Regions from separate parts of the Mus musculus genome. Here all the other regions are linked to region 2. A link is a loop called in an ENCODE intact Hi-C map of the cell type or tissue named here. Cell type or tissue: heart. All regions are shown on one strand.

Evidence for each region. Hi-C counts contacts between places; a loop is a spot of excess contacts. Peaks named below come from ENCODE experiments on the same cell type or tissue, not always from the same donor. Only the 100,000 strongest peaks of a DNase experiment are listed, where the experiment ranks them.
Region 1: it touches region 2 in a loop (9-fold over the local background); 15 of 42 quality-filtered maps call a loop at or near these places.
Region 3: a loop joins it to region 2, with 7 times the contacts of the local background. A loop is called at or near these places in 24 of 42 quality-filtered maps.

What each region holds. Positions count from the first base shown.
Region 1 is chr11:102,576,542-102,581,541 of GRCm38, reverse strand. Gm11627 (predicted gene 11627) reads left to right here and starts at 2,423. Exons shown (of 3, transcript NR_040286.1): 1 at 2,423-2,554; 2 at 2,647-2,792; 3 at 4,745-5,000. In heart, a CTCF peak has its summit at 2,639 (motif pointing right); DNase peaks (open chromatin) are centred at 2,081 and 2,641; H3K4me3 peaks cover 2,302 bases; H3K27ac peaks cover 3,958 bases.
Region 2 is chr11:102,484,713-102,489,712 of GRCm38, reverse strand. It overlaps Gpatch8 (G patch domain containing 8), which reads left to right. Exons shown (of 8, transcript NM_001159492.1): 7 at 2,083-2,213. Among named protein-coding and RNA genes, the nearest start is that of Itga2b, 17 kb to the right of the region's middle. In heart, a CTCF peak has its summit at 2,569 (motif pointing left); no DNase peak of the experiment used is centred here.
Region 3 is chr11:102,649,125-102,654,124 of GRCm38, reverse strand. No RefSeq gene overlaps it. Among named protein-coding and RNA genes, the nearest start is that of Meioc, 14 kb to the left of the region's middle. In heart, CTCF peaks have their summits at 1,080 (motif pointing right) and 2,581 (motif pointing right); no DNase peak of the experiment used is centred here; H3K4me3 peaks cover 247 bases; H3K27ac peaks cover 579 bases.

The sequences.
Region 1 (5,000 bases), 92 kb before region 2:
AAGGGTGGTATAGAAAGGCTCAGAGCCCACAGCAGGCTGGGGAAGGGCATTGAAAAGGGAGCTTAAGGGCTTCCTGCTGCGTGAGATGGATTAGGGGCCTGTGGGGAGCCAGTCTAGCAGGGAGAAAGGCACTGGCCAGATGCCAGAGCCCCTTGGCCAAAGACACTCTGAGACGAAGAATCCCTGGGTATCTGGTGGACTGCAAGTCCGCATCTTCCACCTGGCTGAGGGGCCCAGACAGAGTGACATATGGTGATGAGGAGACGGACCAAAGAGCACCAAAATGGAGGAAGGAAAAGCAGCCCTGCTTGAGTGAACCAGTGGACATCTCATAGGAAAATAAACAACCTCTCCAGTGATTTTTATCCAACTCTCCCCGAGCCCTTGAACTGGGTCTGTTCTTCGGGGCTGGTTCACTGCTGGGCTCTGTTTCTCTAGTCTGCAGGATGGGAGCTCTGAGGCCACCACTGGGAACAGCATAAGTAGTAGAAGCTTGTTTTGTAGTATTTTCTTTCCAGACTGGGTTTCTCTACATAGACCAGGCTGGCCTGAAACTCATTATGTAGACCATGTTGGTATCAGGACCTCCGAAGGTCCAACAGACCAGGTAGGCTTTGAACTCACAAAGCTCCACCATTCCTGGTTATATGTGGTGCTGGAGATCAGACTTGGGACTTTGTGAATGCTAGGCAGGCACTGACCGACTGAGCTATCCCGGCAACCTGTGTATGAGGACAAACCCTTCTATCTTCACAAGAGTCTCTCCATGTAGCCCTGGCCAGCCCGGAACTCATGCGGACCAGGCAGGCCTTGAACTCACAGAGATCCTTCTGTCTCTACCTCCTGAGTTTTGGACTACTGCGGCCAGGATCTTAAACAGTGCATGGTGTAGGCTCTAACAAGCAGACTAAAGCAAGAGAATCAGAAGTTAAAGGCTACATAGTGGGAACTTAACTCAGAACAAAAAACAAACCATCAATCGTATTGGTCCCATAGACCAGAAGCCTCAGTATCACGATTGTTATTATTACCTTTATTTATTTATTTAAAGATTTATTTATTATTATATGTAAGTACACTGTCACTGTCTTCAGACACAACAGAAGAGGGCATCAGATCTCATTATGGATGGTTGTGAGCCACCATGTGGTTTCTGGGATTTGAACTCAGGACCTTTGGAAGAGCAGTCAGTGCTGTTAACTGCTGAGGCATCTCTCCAGCCCCTACTTATTTATTTTTGAGGCTAGGGTCTCACTAAGTTGCCTGGGCAGGCTTCTATTTGCTAGGCCAAGTGATTCTTTTGCCCCAGTCTTCCTAGTATCTGGGATTAAGTGCTTGCAGCTCAAGTCTCTTTTTTGTTTTTTGTTTTTAGCAAAGATATCTCCTCTCATAGTCTGTTAGGAAGCAGGCTAAAATCCTGTCCCCACCCCATCTCCTGCGGACAAACAGGGAAGGTCTACTTCTAGGAGGAGAAAGACTCGGGCAACCAGATAACACGTGGGCAACTCCTGACGACATCCTTGGGGAGAAGGGGTTCCAGTGCTAGATCCTCCAAGCTCAGGACGTCCCTGGACCAGAGCTGCCCTGTCTCCCAACTCACTGGGCCAGCCCTTTCCTTTGTGCTCAGTCCTTTCCCACAGCCTAGCAAGGGGTGTGTGTGTGTGTGTGTGCTAGGATCCCAGGCCCACCCCCTCCTGCTGGGCAGCACCCCATCAACCCCCACATAAAAAGCTTGAGAAGGGACAGGGGTGGGGGAGTTAGTGGGAGGGGGCGTCCTCACTCCGAGGAGGCCTCGGCACCCTTCTCCCTTTCTGGGGAACAAGAAACTTGCCAAAGGCTTGGGCCCCTTCCCCAGCCCCTGGCCCCAGCTCTGGCTCCCCCAGACAAAAAGCTGCTTTACATGAGAAGAGCGGGCTGGCCTGGCCTTACCCGGGCACTCAAAGAGGCGGTAGCCCCTGACAGCCCGGGCTGCCCCTTCCCCCACGCCGAGGCCTCGTTTAGTTGCAATTAGCAATTCTTTGCATATGTCCCTCAAGGCTCGAAGGACGCGGGTCCTCACCCCCTAATTCCAGCCTTCAACCTTCTGGAGTCTCTCTGGTTCCCTCCTTGTGTCCTCTCTGCTCTTTCCTGCCGTGTCCTGCCGGGACACGGGCCTTCCTAGGAGTTCGCCAAAGAAGGAAGCACGTAGAGGAGCCAAATCAAGAACTCTCGAGGGTGGGGGGTGGGGAAGAAGAGGGAGGGCTGGGCTTGCTCAAGCTGGAGGACCCCAAAGCAAACCCACACTGCCGCAGCCCTCCTCCCTTCCTGAGCCATCCCCTCTCCAAATCAGGAAGAACGACCAAAGGAAAAGAGGTTTTAATAAGAGATCCCCTGGGAAGGAGGTGGGTAGGAGGGAGGGTGGGGGTGGCAGGGAGGAGGAACTGGGGACGGCTAGCTTTTCTCTCCTCGCAGCTTGAGCACAGAACATTCGATCTCTCACATTTCGACCGGACAGGGACTAGGCTCACCCCCAATCTAGAGGGAGGAGAGCGAGGAAGAGGGACGGTCTCGCTAGGTGATTCTCCAAGCCTTTGACACACATTGCTTCCTTCCAGGGTTTTCCCCTTTCCCTCCACGTCTCTGACGGGTTTTTCTTGTCTCCACTAGGGGGCGCCCTCGGCACGGTGGGAACTTCGCAGGCCTCGAGGAGGGCGTACACAGTCGCTGGGACAGCCAGTGTCCGCTGGAGTTGCAAATCCTATGTTCGGAGGGAATTCTCAGGCCTCCAAGATCTTTGTGAGGAGTGGAGCGAGGTATACAACACTCTGGGATCCTGTTGGTCAATAAAGGGGTGTGTCCGGACGGGACGGGACGGGACAGGGACGGGGGTGAGGTGGGGGCTGAGGGATTAGCCTCCCTGAGTTCATATCAGCCTCCAGTACAGGAGAAGTCAGGGGTTCTTAGAATTTATAACAGGAGTAAGAGCAGAGCTGACTTGGAAGCCCAGCAGGAACCCCATGGAGAATGGGCTGGCCTTTTTTTTTTTTTTTTTTGAACAAAAAAAGAAAGGTCTGGCTGCTTTGGGGAATAGGGCTCTTATTTTTGACACAAGCTCTTGTACTGGCTTCATGCCGGTCTGGAACTCATGATGATCCTCCTGCCTCTGCTTCCGAAGTGCAGAGACCCCCTATGTGAACTATGCTGTTTGTTTTGATGCAGGGTCTCCCTTTGTAGCGCACACAAAGGGCTGGAATTACAGTGCACAGCAATGTGCTCATCTGAGAGCCGGCTCCTTTTTACCAATCTCTGATAGGCTCTCAACCCTCTAAGCCCTGAGCAGGAGACATGCTGTCAAATTTGATGACTAGAAGTTGATCCCTTGAATCCATACGGTAGGAAAGAACCAGCTCCCATAATTGTCCTCCAGTCTCCATCATGTACACACATGTAGTGCGCGCACACGCGCGCGCGCGCACACACACATAAATAAATAAATAAATAAATAAATAAATAAAATTTTTAAAAAGTCAAAATAAAACCAATAAAACCTCATAGCCTTGAGACCTGGCCCCCCAAATCAGAAAGGGCACAACTGCAGTTCTACTCTCAGAGGGGAGGTGGGTGCGGCCCCAGGAAGCCTGGGGATTCTTTCCTATGGGGGTTAAAAACTTCCTTTCTCTTCAGAAATTCCCAAGCGCTGTCTGGGAAAAGAGCTGAGTTAGTGAGAGAAGGAAGATGAGCTCCTAAGCAGAGATGAGGGTGGGCAGGGGTAAGGGTGGGAAGATGTGAGGGTGGGCAGGGGTGAGGGTGGGAAGGGATGACGAATGAGCAGGGGTGAGGGTGGGCAGAAAGAGGGGTGGGCAGAAGTGACAGTTGTCAGAGGTCAGGGGTGGGCAGAGGTCAGGGGTGGAAGCGGAAACTGTGGGAAGGAAGGAGGCATGCTGGGATTGACGCCCTAACCTTAGGGTGAGGTGAAGCTTCTGTTCCTTGCCCCAGACCTGCCCAGGGAGCTCCCAGATATCAGTGCCTCCCTGTGAAGGCCCTGGGTGGGTTAGACATCTGAGGTCCTTCAGCTTACTGAGGAGCTGGGTGCGGTGCCTCAGCTTGTGAAGCCTTCATGGCCACCTGACTCCCCAGAAAGGAAGGGAGCTTTGGGCAGGAAGCAGTTGTAAGGCTACAGGAGATGGCGTCTGGAGAGCGGTCCTCCAGCCCTTACAGCATCCCTGCGCTGCATTCCCCTCGGGCTAGAAGAAAGACCTGAGGCAGCAGATACCGGAGCAGAGGTGGCTAGTATGTCATTCACGACCCCTCTCCTCTCTCCACCTGACCTAGCACGGCCCAGCCTATCACTCCCCACCTTGGGAAGTCTGGAATTCCATGCCTTGAAGACCATCTGAAAGCTGTGTGGCCTCACCAGGTGCCCGGGCTTCCTGCTGGCTTTACCCTCTTCCTTCCTCTGATTTCCGACTGCTCTTCTCCCCAGAACCATATTTGGACTTTTAGAACACCGTGGACCTTAGGACAGCAACACCAGCATCCTTCTTCCAGGAGTTCTCTGGTCTTAATTCCATGGTCTTAATATGACAGTCGCCCCAGATCTTTTATCCTCAGACTCCCCTACAAAGTATTCAACCAACCATGGGTCTATATTATGAGGGAAAAATGTGTGTATCTGCTTTTTAAATTTTTTATTTTATTTTTTTGTTTTCTGGAGACTGTGTCAGCACTAAGCAACCTTTCTTTCCTTGTTTTGCTCCATAAACAGTAACAGTTACCTCCACGGCACTTGCAGGCAGGAGGGATTGTTCGTTTCCAAGAAGATCTGCACCGGCTGTACCCAAATAGAACGTCATTTTGATATGAAGGATTTCAGCCCCTGAAGATTTTGATACCCACAGAGTTGCTGGAAACAGCTCTCCTGGATACCAAGGGATGCTCATCTCATATTTGAATCATCCCGACCCTCACTGAGCAGACAGCTCCCAGAGTAACGCTGACTCAGAGAGAAGGAATTCGAGTCA
Region 2 (5,000 bases):
TATGATTATTTTTTTTGAACAATGTCCTATAATTCAACAAATACCTGCTTTGAGTTAGATGCACGTAGAACTTCTTGAGGTGTATAGGGAGATACGAGAAAAACATTGCATTCTATTTAAATTTTGATAAGAGAGTCTATTAAGTGTTTAGGAAGGAGAAAAACAAGATTTATCCATAACAAATGGCATAATAGTCATAGTGAATCCATTCTGCCCCATTCCTCTCAGAAGAAAAACATTGAAATTCATACTTCTTAAGATAGTTTTGATCCTCACTGAGCCTGGTGGTGCAAAAGTGTAATCCCAGCTACTTGGAAGGCAGCAGCAGGAGTTCAAGGCCTGCCTGGGCCACAGACTAAGGTGACTTCAGGCACCTCAATGAGGCCTTCTCTAAAAGGGTTGGGGCTATAGATAGTTCAGTAATAAGCTTAGTACCAAAAGGGGCGGGGGGGGGGCAGGGAATGACTTGAGTTTATAGAAATCTAAATCTATATGGGACCTACACCAGCACCAGCTTTGTTAGCTGTTGATTAATTGAAGTTCTCCAAACTTAAGAGGAAGGAGTACGGCCTCACTCACTGCTCATCGACAGTAGCAGTCTTTCCTGAAGTTTTCCGACCATTTCTCTTGAAGAAATGGAACCTATTACAGAAAAAGGGTAGTTTCATTTATCTAGACGTGATTACTCGTGTGTGTGTGTGTGTGTGTGTGTGTGTGTGTGTGTGTGTGTACATACACGTGTGTGTTTTCCACTCTTGCTTCTCCCCAGCCCTCGTTGAGTGCTTTTGTCCCTGATGTTGAGTATATCATTTGTAGATTCACTGAGAGCTTATGTAGTAATGCTTGCCTTATTTTTTCTCTTCCACTCTTGTTTTATTTTTTACTTTTTTTTCTCTTTGTGATGTGACGTTTTCAGCTGATGTTTTGAGAGCAAATCCTTCTAATTTGGGAGCCCAGATCACAAGAGTGAGTTTTTCTATAGTGTCTTTAGCTGTATATCTTTTGTGTGTGTGTGTCTTTCTACCTTTCCCCCTCCCAGTTCCAAAAGATTTGAAACACACTTCATAAATACTAGGTAAGAAAATTCCTCTGTCTGTTGAACACCATGCCTTTCTAAAGCAATGTCCACTTTATATTGGGTCAGCTCCCTTTTCCTAAGCTGTTGGGAGAGCATAGGCTGCTGGGCAGGCCTTGCGTTCACTTTTCATGTTCTGAGTGTGTTGCACCGTCTTCATTGCAGATGGGTATGTCGGACTCTGTCACCAGCCTGTCTCATGACACCACTTCTTCGCTTTTTGTTTTCTTTTGTTTTGAGGAAAATTACACAGTAGCTTCTGAGAACAAAAGGCCCATTCTGTTACTAGAATTTTAAGTCACAGAATCTTCAACTTTCCTGTGTCCTTCTTCCCTGATATTCCTCTCAGGGTTATGAAGGAGTGGAAAGCAACATGATTATTTCCATTTTAGCAGACAGGCTGGATTTGAAAGTGGTCAGGCTGAGTTCTGAACATGCCAGGGTTGGAAGACCTCTCGACTTTAATAATTGTAAGAAACCTCTGTTATCACTAAAACCAGATAAAACCTCCACATTTTTATGGTGGGGAAAGAGTATTTCTGTTTGCTCTGATAATGATAACCTCCCATGTAAGCTGTACATTGCTTTTTTTTTTTAGCTCTTACACCTTGGGTAATTTTCTGTACCAGCCTAACCCCTTTCTGTCACTTTGGCCTGTGTTACTGCGATTTCTCTCACATTTGTTTGTCTGGTTCTGCATCCTGGAAGAGCAGGTGATTGGTCTCTTTCCTTTCTTCCCAATAGTCTAAAATCTGCGTGTTGCTTCTGGAATCATTTTGTTTTGTACAATAAGGCAAATGACTTGCTGTCCTAATTACAAATGCCCATAATCCAAGTGTCGTGCTCAGAGTGACCAGCGTTGTGTTTCTGAGCACCACATGAATAGAATAGTGTATTCCATGCCAGTGTTATGACATTGGTTCAGGGTAAATATTATAAAGGCTTTGCCCTCACATCTGTGTGTTATTAAAAATTGCTCACCTTCTATTTCTTTCTTTTTAACTCAGAGATTAAAAGATCTCAAGCAGAGAGAGTTTGCCCGAAATGTCTCTTCAAGATCCCGCAAAGACGAGAAGAAACAAGAAAAAGCCCTTCGGCGGCTCCATGAGTTGGCAGAGCAAAGAAAACAAGCTGAATGGTAGGAAAATTTCATGTTAGGAATGTCCTGTAGATAAATAGAATCCTTAAATTTTACATTTACAGATTTAAAATTATAATTCAAACACTGGATGTAGTAGCTCATGCCTATAATCCTAGCACTTGGGAGTCTGAGGCGAGAGAATTGCTGTAAGATTAAAGCCAACCTGGCTGATGAGACCTGATCTCAAAAAGAATATATCTAAAAATATTTAACTTGGGTGGCGGGGGAGGGGCTGTGGAGAGCTAGCTCAGCAGTATGAACACTGGCTGCTCTTCCATAGGTCCCATTCAGTTCCCAGCAACCACAGGGTACCTCACAGCCCTCTGTAAGAAATCTGCTGCCCTCTTCTGGCGATCACGTGTACATGCAGAGTGCTCATAAGTAAAAATAAAGTAGAAACTCTTAAGATTTTGAATTGGGCCGGTGTCTATCTCGGTGCTTTACAGAAAGCTACATAATGTCCTGGGTTTGATTCTTCAGTACCACATAAGAATGTTGGCAATACCTGTAATCCCAGAGCTCAGGATGGAGAGGCAGGAGGTCCAGAAGTCCAGGGCTGTGCTTGGTTGTGTAATGAGTCTGAGGTCATCCTGGGACACCTGAGAGCCTATCTGAAAAGAGAATGGAGAACGGGTGAAGTGGAGAGCTCCGTGGAGTTGTCCTGAAGAGTGACTGACTGACTCCATTAGACATAACTAAAAGGTGCCTCCTGCCACAGTGAGGCCGTGGTTTCTGTTCCACGCTCTCCAGCACACCGTGCAGAAAAGCACAGCACTCCAGATTACCACTACAACCTCCTAGCACATGTTTGCTGAGTCAGGTATTATCACTGCCTTTTTAAACTATACAGTTAGCCAGTGTGATTGTGTATACCCTAATCTCAGCACTCTGGAAATAAAGACAGGCTGATTTCTGAATTTGACGCCAGATTGATCTATATAATGAGTCTGTCATCTCAAAAACAAAACAAAAACTGAAAAATTAAAAGAAAATAAAGTTGTATTATTAAAAAGATATATTGAGTGTAGAGCAGGATAGAGTACCTCTTTAAGGATCCAAGTTCTTCACTACTGGGAAAAGTAAAAGACAAACTTTGAGAAGAGGGGGCCAGGCATAGTGGTGCAGGCCTTTCATCCCAGCACTTGGGAGGCAGAGACAGGCAAATCTCTAGGGGTTCAAAACCATGCTGGTCTACCTAGTGAGCTCCAGGACAGCCAGGGCTACACAGGAAAACAAACAAAAGAGGAGGAGGAGGAAGATGGGACAGAGCCTTGGCTTCTGAATGCTCAGAAATCTTACCACTTTACCTGCAAAAGCATAATACCGTGGCGTGTGAAATATGTGTGCACCTGTGTGTTTCAGTCACTCTCCAGAGGACCATTCCCCTCATATTCTTGGTTTGGTCTTAGCCTATACTTCAGATTTCTATTTTGTGTTTAATTTGTTTGGTGTATAGACCAGGCTGGCCTTGAACTCAGAGATCCTCCTGCCTCTGTCTCCAGAGGGCTGGGATCAGAGGTGTGGGCTACCATGCTTGGTTGCAGTTTCTTATCTGACAAATTTACAAATTGCATTTGCTTCCTGTGTTTGTGCAAGGATTCATGTGCCATGGTGTGTGTGGATGACAGGACAGCACTTCAGTCTGGTCTGTTTATCCACCTTTACATGAACTCTAGGGATTAAACTCAGGATGGCCACCCTGAACCTTCTGAACCTGCTGAACCATCTCATGAGCCCGATTTGCAACTTTTTCTGTAGTAAATGCATCTTTCTTGGGCATGTTCTAAGGATATCGCCACAAAAGATGTATGTCAGGCTACTTTCTGGTTCAGGACATATTATAACACTTGTTTTTCTTCAGAAGCAACTTTAGCTATTTTATAAATTAGCAGTTAAAAGATGGCCAGGTAAAAATGATCAGTGTGTAGGTTACTGGTTTGGCACTGGGCCCTGTACATGCAACATCATTTGTTCATTGATATGAGGTAGACTGGGCTGGTGAGATGGCTCAGGGGGTAAGAACACTGACTGCTCTTCCAAAGGTCCTGAGTTCAAATCCCAGCAACCACATGGTGGCTCAAAACCCTCTTCTGGAGTGTCTGAAGACAGCTACAGTGTACTTACATATAATAGATAGATAGATAGATAGATAGATAGATAGATAGATAGGAGGTAGACTGTGACATAATATAATATAATATGTCTTACTATCTCTGTCTGGTTGGACTCTGTCTTGAACAGCAACAGCACATACAACAAAATTTAGATACCATGGTATCTGGATTTTTTGGCCCCAAGTTGAATACAGTTAGTTATATCTAACTAATTGTCTTTAGTTACTGAGTTCAGGCTTCAGGAAATGCCTAGATAGTCCATACATAGCAAGATAGGCGGTAAACACTGGCTTTAAAGCATCTTAGTAGTTCTGTTGTAGGAGCTGGAACGTAGCTTGTTATAGGCATCATTCTATAACAACACACACACCAAAGTATAATCGTTTGAGTTTTTTTGTTGTTTTGTTTTGTCTTGTTTTTAAGATTTATTTGCTTCATGTATGTAGATATTCTGCCACTTGTCTTCAGACACATCAGAAGGTGGCATCAAATGCCCATTACAGATGGTTGTGAGCTACCATGTGGTTGCTGGGAATTGAACTCAGGACTTCAGGAGGAAGTCAGTGCTCTTAACTGCTGAGCTATCTCTCCAGCCCAAGTGTAATCATTCTTGCAGTTCAACAGGGGTCAACAGCATGGCTCAACAGGTAGAGGAGGTGAGCCTGAAAGC
Region 3 (5,000 bases), 160 kb before region 2:
CAGCTCCCAGCACCCGTGTAGACACGCACCTCTCTAACTCCAGTCCCAGGGGATCTGAAGCCCTCATCTGATCCACTCCAGGCACCAGGCACGCATGTGGTGCGCAGACACATATGCAGGCAAAGCACCCGTACACATAAAATAAATACATAAAATGAAAATAGATCTTTAAAAAAAAAAGCTGGAATGAAGTTAGGGCATCTAGTTGTAATTAGACTTCTTCTTCTTTTTAAACACACAGCTAAGGGTGAAAATAAAGCTGAAACCCAGATGTTAATCTATATTCTGTGGGGGCGGGAGAGGGAGGGGAAGACCCACCAGAGGGTCCTCAGCTCACAAACAGCGATCTTGGCTTTTGCTTTGGTCTGCAACCCGGCACACAGGAACTCGGTACATCCTTGGGGTGGTCTTCCTACTGCACCATACTGCCTTCTTTGGGAAACGTTTCCCCAGGGAGGATGGTATCTGAAAGCTCCCCCATCCTTGATGTTCTCCCGAGTCCTGAACCCCTCCTTCTGACTCTGTTTCCCATTAGCAGCTTATGTCCACCCTGACCCAGGATGCCCTGGGGCTCTCATGGATTCTGTCACTCTTTGTATTGTCTCCCGCTAAAGTTCTTCTTCCTCATACCCCCACTTCTGTGTCCTCTGTCTATCCCTGCTTCAATTCATGCTGTGGCAATTATAAACTGTATTTCTAGGGGCCGGCGAGATGGCTCAGCAGGTAAAAGGTGATTGCTGCCAAACCTGAGTTTGATCCTTGGAACCCACAGAGTAGAAGGAGAGAGTCAAACCCACAAAGTGGTTCTCTTTCCTTCACATGTATGTTGTGGCATGCATATACACATTCACGTGTACACACACACACACATGTGTACACACACACACATGTACACACACATACCACACCACACAGAGAAAGAAAAGAAAAAAAAAAAAGGAAGGCAGGAGGGAGAGAGAGGCAGGGCAGACTGTAGAGATGGCTCAGCTTTAAGGACATGTGTACCTTTTTTTTTTTTAAGATTTATTTATTTATTTATTATATGTAGGTACACTGTAGCTGTTGTCAGATGCTCCAGAAGAGGGCGCCAGATCTTCCCAGTGGTTGTGAGCCACCATGTGGTTGCTGGGATTTGAACTCAGGATCTTTGGAATAACTGGCAGTGCTCTTAACCTCTGAGCCATCATCTCCGGCCCACGTGTGTACCTTTTGCAGAGGACCTGAGTTCAGCTCACAGGAACCATATCAAGTGGCTCACAAGCCCCTGGAACTCCAGCTTCTGAGAGATCTGCCACCCCTGGCCCCTGCCTTCGTGGGCACCTGCAATCACATGAACATACTCCACAGATACGTATTCCTATTTTTAAAAATAATTTATTTTTATTTTATGTGCATTGGTGTTTTGCCTGCATGTTTGTCTGTGTGAGGGTGTCGGATCCCCTGGGACTGGGGGAGTCACAGACTGTTGCGAGCTGCCATGTGGGTGCTGGGACTTGAACCCAGGGCCTCCACAAGAGTAGTCAGTGCTCTTAACCTCTGAGACATCTCTCCAACCCCGCATATACATAATTTTATTAAAAAGTAAATAAATACTCTTTTAGAAAGAAAGAAGGAAAAAAGGAAGGAGGATTCTTTTTGATGCCCCTCTAAAATAGAAGGGGTTTTTTTGAAAAAGAATTTTTAGTTATATTTTTATTCAGTGTTTTTGAGACAGGGCCTGATGTAGCCAAGGCTAACCTTAAACACCAGCTCCTCCTGCCTGCACCTTCGAAGTGCTGGGGTTACAGGTGTGCACCAACCTCCACTCCCAGCTTAGAAGAATTATTGCTACTCACTAACTAGTCAGAGGGTTTGGGCCAGGTCACATCTCCTCCACAGGCTTCAGTTTCTTCGCCTCTAAGATGCTAGTGTAAGCTAGCACCTACCACACACCTATTTGCAAAGTACGTGGACCTTGCACACGGAGAAGACAGCAGTGGCAGACTCCGACAGCAGCGTTGGCCAGATCCAATACCAGGTGCTTTAAAGATCCCTCCACCAAATCATATGAAAATGTTATTGTCAACCCTAACTTCGCATATGTAAACTAGAGGTCACTAAATTGAATAATTTACTCTAGATCCCTCCAGATGGTGGCTGGTGGAATTAGCCATTCTGACTCCTGAGTCCCTAACTTTACCGCTGCCCGATACTACCTACCTCTTACTACCTTGTGAACTGAGGGGGATAGTTAAAAGTAATCCCTTAGCATTGTAATGGCACTTTCTCATTCTGAAGCGCTGTTCATGTTCATGCCTTATTTGATCTTCACAGCGACCCTAAGGGTAGGTATTAGCAACCCAATTTATGGGGCAAGAACAGAGACTTATTAAGAGGGTCACGTGTCCCAAGGCATGCAGCTGGCAAAGGCACTCGGCACTCCATGACCAAGGACTGCCCGTTCCCAATGTGTCCAGTGCCTCCCATCCACCCCTCTCCTCTAGCTCCAGCGTAGTCCACCATTCTTTTCTCTGCATCTTTCTTTAAAGAGGCACTGCCTCCTCACCGTGAACCCGGCCCTGCATATACACGCAAGCAACAACAGGGGGCGCTGTGGACTAACTCACCAGTCTGGCGAATCCAAACTTGTTCTGATAAATCTTTTTGGTTTTATTTATGTTTTGATGTGTATAACTACTACTTGCATATGGTATACATTCTTAAAGGTATAAATGAGCATACAATGTACCTGCTTCCTAGCTCCCCAGTTCTCTCAGCATTTGAATGCTAGAAGTGTATGCTTACATAATAGAACGTATGGTGTTTTTTTTTTCCCACCCAGATGGTAGCATACAAATGCCCACAGGTTATCTTTTCTTCCACATACAAATTATATTATACGGTAGCCACTATCCTTACTCCAGTCATTTCAAGATTGTTTATCTTTTATGCTTTTGTTTTTGTTAGTGAGGCAGAGTTTCATGTAGCCCAGGCTGTCCTCAAACTCACCGTGTAGTTGAGGATGCCTTTGAAAGTCTAGCTGGGTGGTGGTGGTGGAGGAGGACTTTGATTCAAGCACTCCGGCGGGAGACCAGGTCTCTGAGCAGGAGACCAGCCTCCACTACAAGGTGAGTTCCAGGGCAGCCAAGGTTACACAGAGAAACCCTGTCCGAAAGAAAGAAAGAAAGAGAGAGAGAGAGAGAGAGAGAGAGAGAGAGAGGAGGGAGAGAGGAAGGGAGGGAGGGAGGGGAAGGAAAGAAAAGAAAAGAAAAGAAAAGAAAAGAAAAAAGAAAAGAAAAGGAAGGAGAAGGGAAGGGAAGGGAAGGGAAGGGAAGGGAAGGGAAGGGAAGGGAAGGGAAGGGAAGGGAAGGGAAGGGAAGGGAAGGGAAGGGAAGGGAAGGGAAGGGAAACAAAAGAAAACAAAAAAAAAAAAAGGAAAAAAGAAATTCTACTCCTCTTGCTTCCACCTTTTGCCCAGTTTCTGTGGTGCCGGGGATCGAACACACAAGATAGGCAAGCATTACTCCAACTGAGCTACATCCCCCAGCCAAGGTAACTTATCACGCAGATCAGCCCATGTCAGAATTTCCAATACCCAATCAAATGGACGAGCCAGAAGCCATTCAATCAACTCCTCTTGTACTGAAGCTTTAATAAAGGCAGCGGTGCCTCGGTGGCTTTGTGCATGCATGGTTCTGAAGGCTGGCTTCTCAGAGTTGGAGTTGTTTGTCTGCAGTTTGTAATGTCAGTCGATATTGCTAAGTTCCATACCCAAGCAGTGCTTACAACTGCATCCATGTCCACGTGGAATGTTTCTCATACCCTTGCCAACCCAGAGACTTCCACGGTGGAGTCTGATTTTCGCTTGTCCCCTAGGTGGGAAGATGGCTTCTCACTGAGATTTTCGTTGACTCTGATAATGAGTGCTCTCTGAGTTCTGAAATTCGTATATACATAATGATTAGCAGGTGCTGTTCCATGCCAGGTTGTGCTGTGGCTTCTCCCCTTTACCCAACTTTCTTTTAAATGTTAAGTATACTTGTCTCATTTATCTATCATCTATCTTTCAATCTACCTATCTTGTATCATCTATTCTATCTTTCAATCTGTCCTTCTATCCACCTATCTATCTATCTACCTATCTATCATCTCTCTACCTGGGTTGAGGGAAGGTACACACCATGACCTGTGTATGGAGGTCAAACGACAACTATTACGAATCAGTTCTCTCCCTATACACTAAGTGGGGCTTTGAGGAGTGTGGGATGGTTAGAGTCGGTCCTGAGTCCTTCTGTTTCTGAGACCCACAGCCCAAGTGTCTCCACACCCCAGCCTATACCGAATATTTGAAAGGTAGACATGTTGCAGATACTGTGACCTTATCTATGGTCAAGAGACCATTTAGCCAGGCCCTGGTGGTTCACAGGTTTGACCCTTGCACTCAGGAGGCAGAGGCAGGTGGATCTCTGTGAGTTCGTGGCCAGCCTGGGCTACAGAGTGAGTTCCAGGATAGCCAAGGCTACACAGGGAGACCCTACCTCACTGCCTTCGAAAAATAAAATAAAATAAAACAAACAACAAAAACAAAAAAACAAAAAAACAAAAAAGGGGAGGGAGAGAGAGAACCACATAGACCGTGTAGACCACGTAGACTGAGTAGACCATGCCATCTTGAATTGATAGAGTTCTGCCTGCTTCTGCCTTTCTACCTCTTGAGCACTAAGATTAAAAGCACATGCCACTATGAGCACCTATTCTTTTCTTTTGTGTGGACCGTGCCTGTGTGTGAGCACTCACGTGGAAGGCAGAGGTTGAATACTTCCTTGACTGATTCCCACCTAGTATATGGAGGTAGTCACTTTGAGTGCCCAGGTCATTATTCGGGGTAGGCTAGCCTGCCCCGTCTCCATCTGTTGAGCACTCTGGGGTTATAGGCAAGGCATCTGCCAGCATCATTTGCCATGCTTTCAGGTTACCTGGGTTTAGCTCCCAGCATCTGCGAGGCAGCTCGTAACATCTGT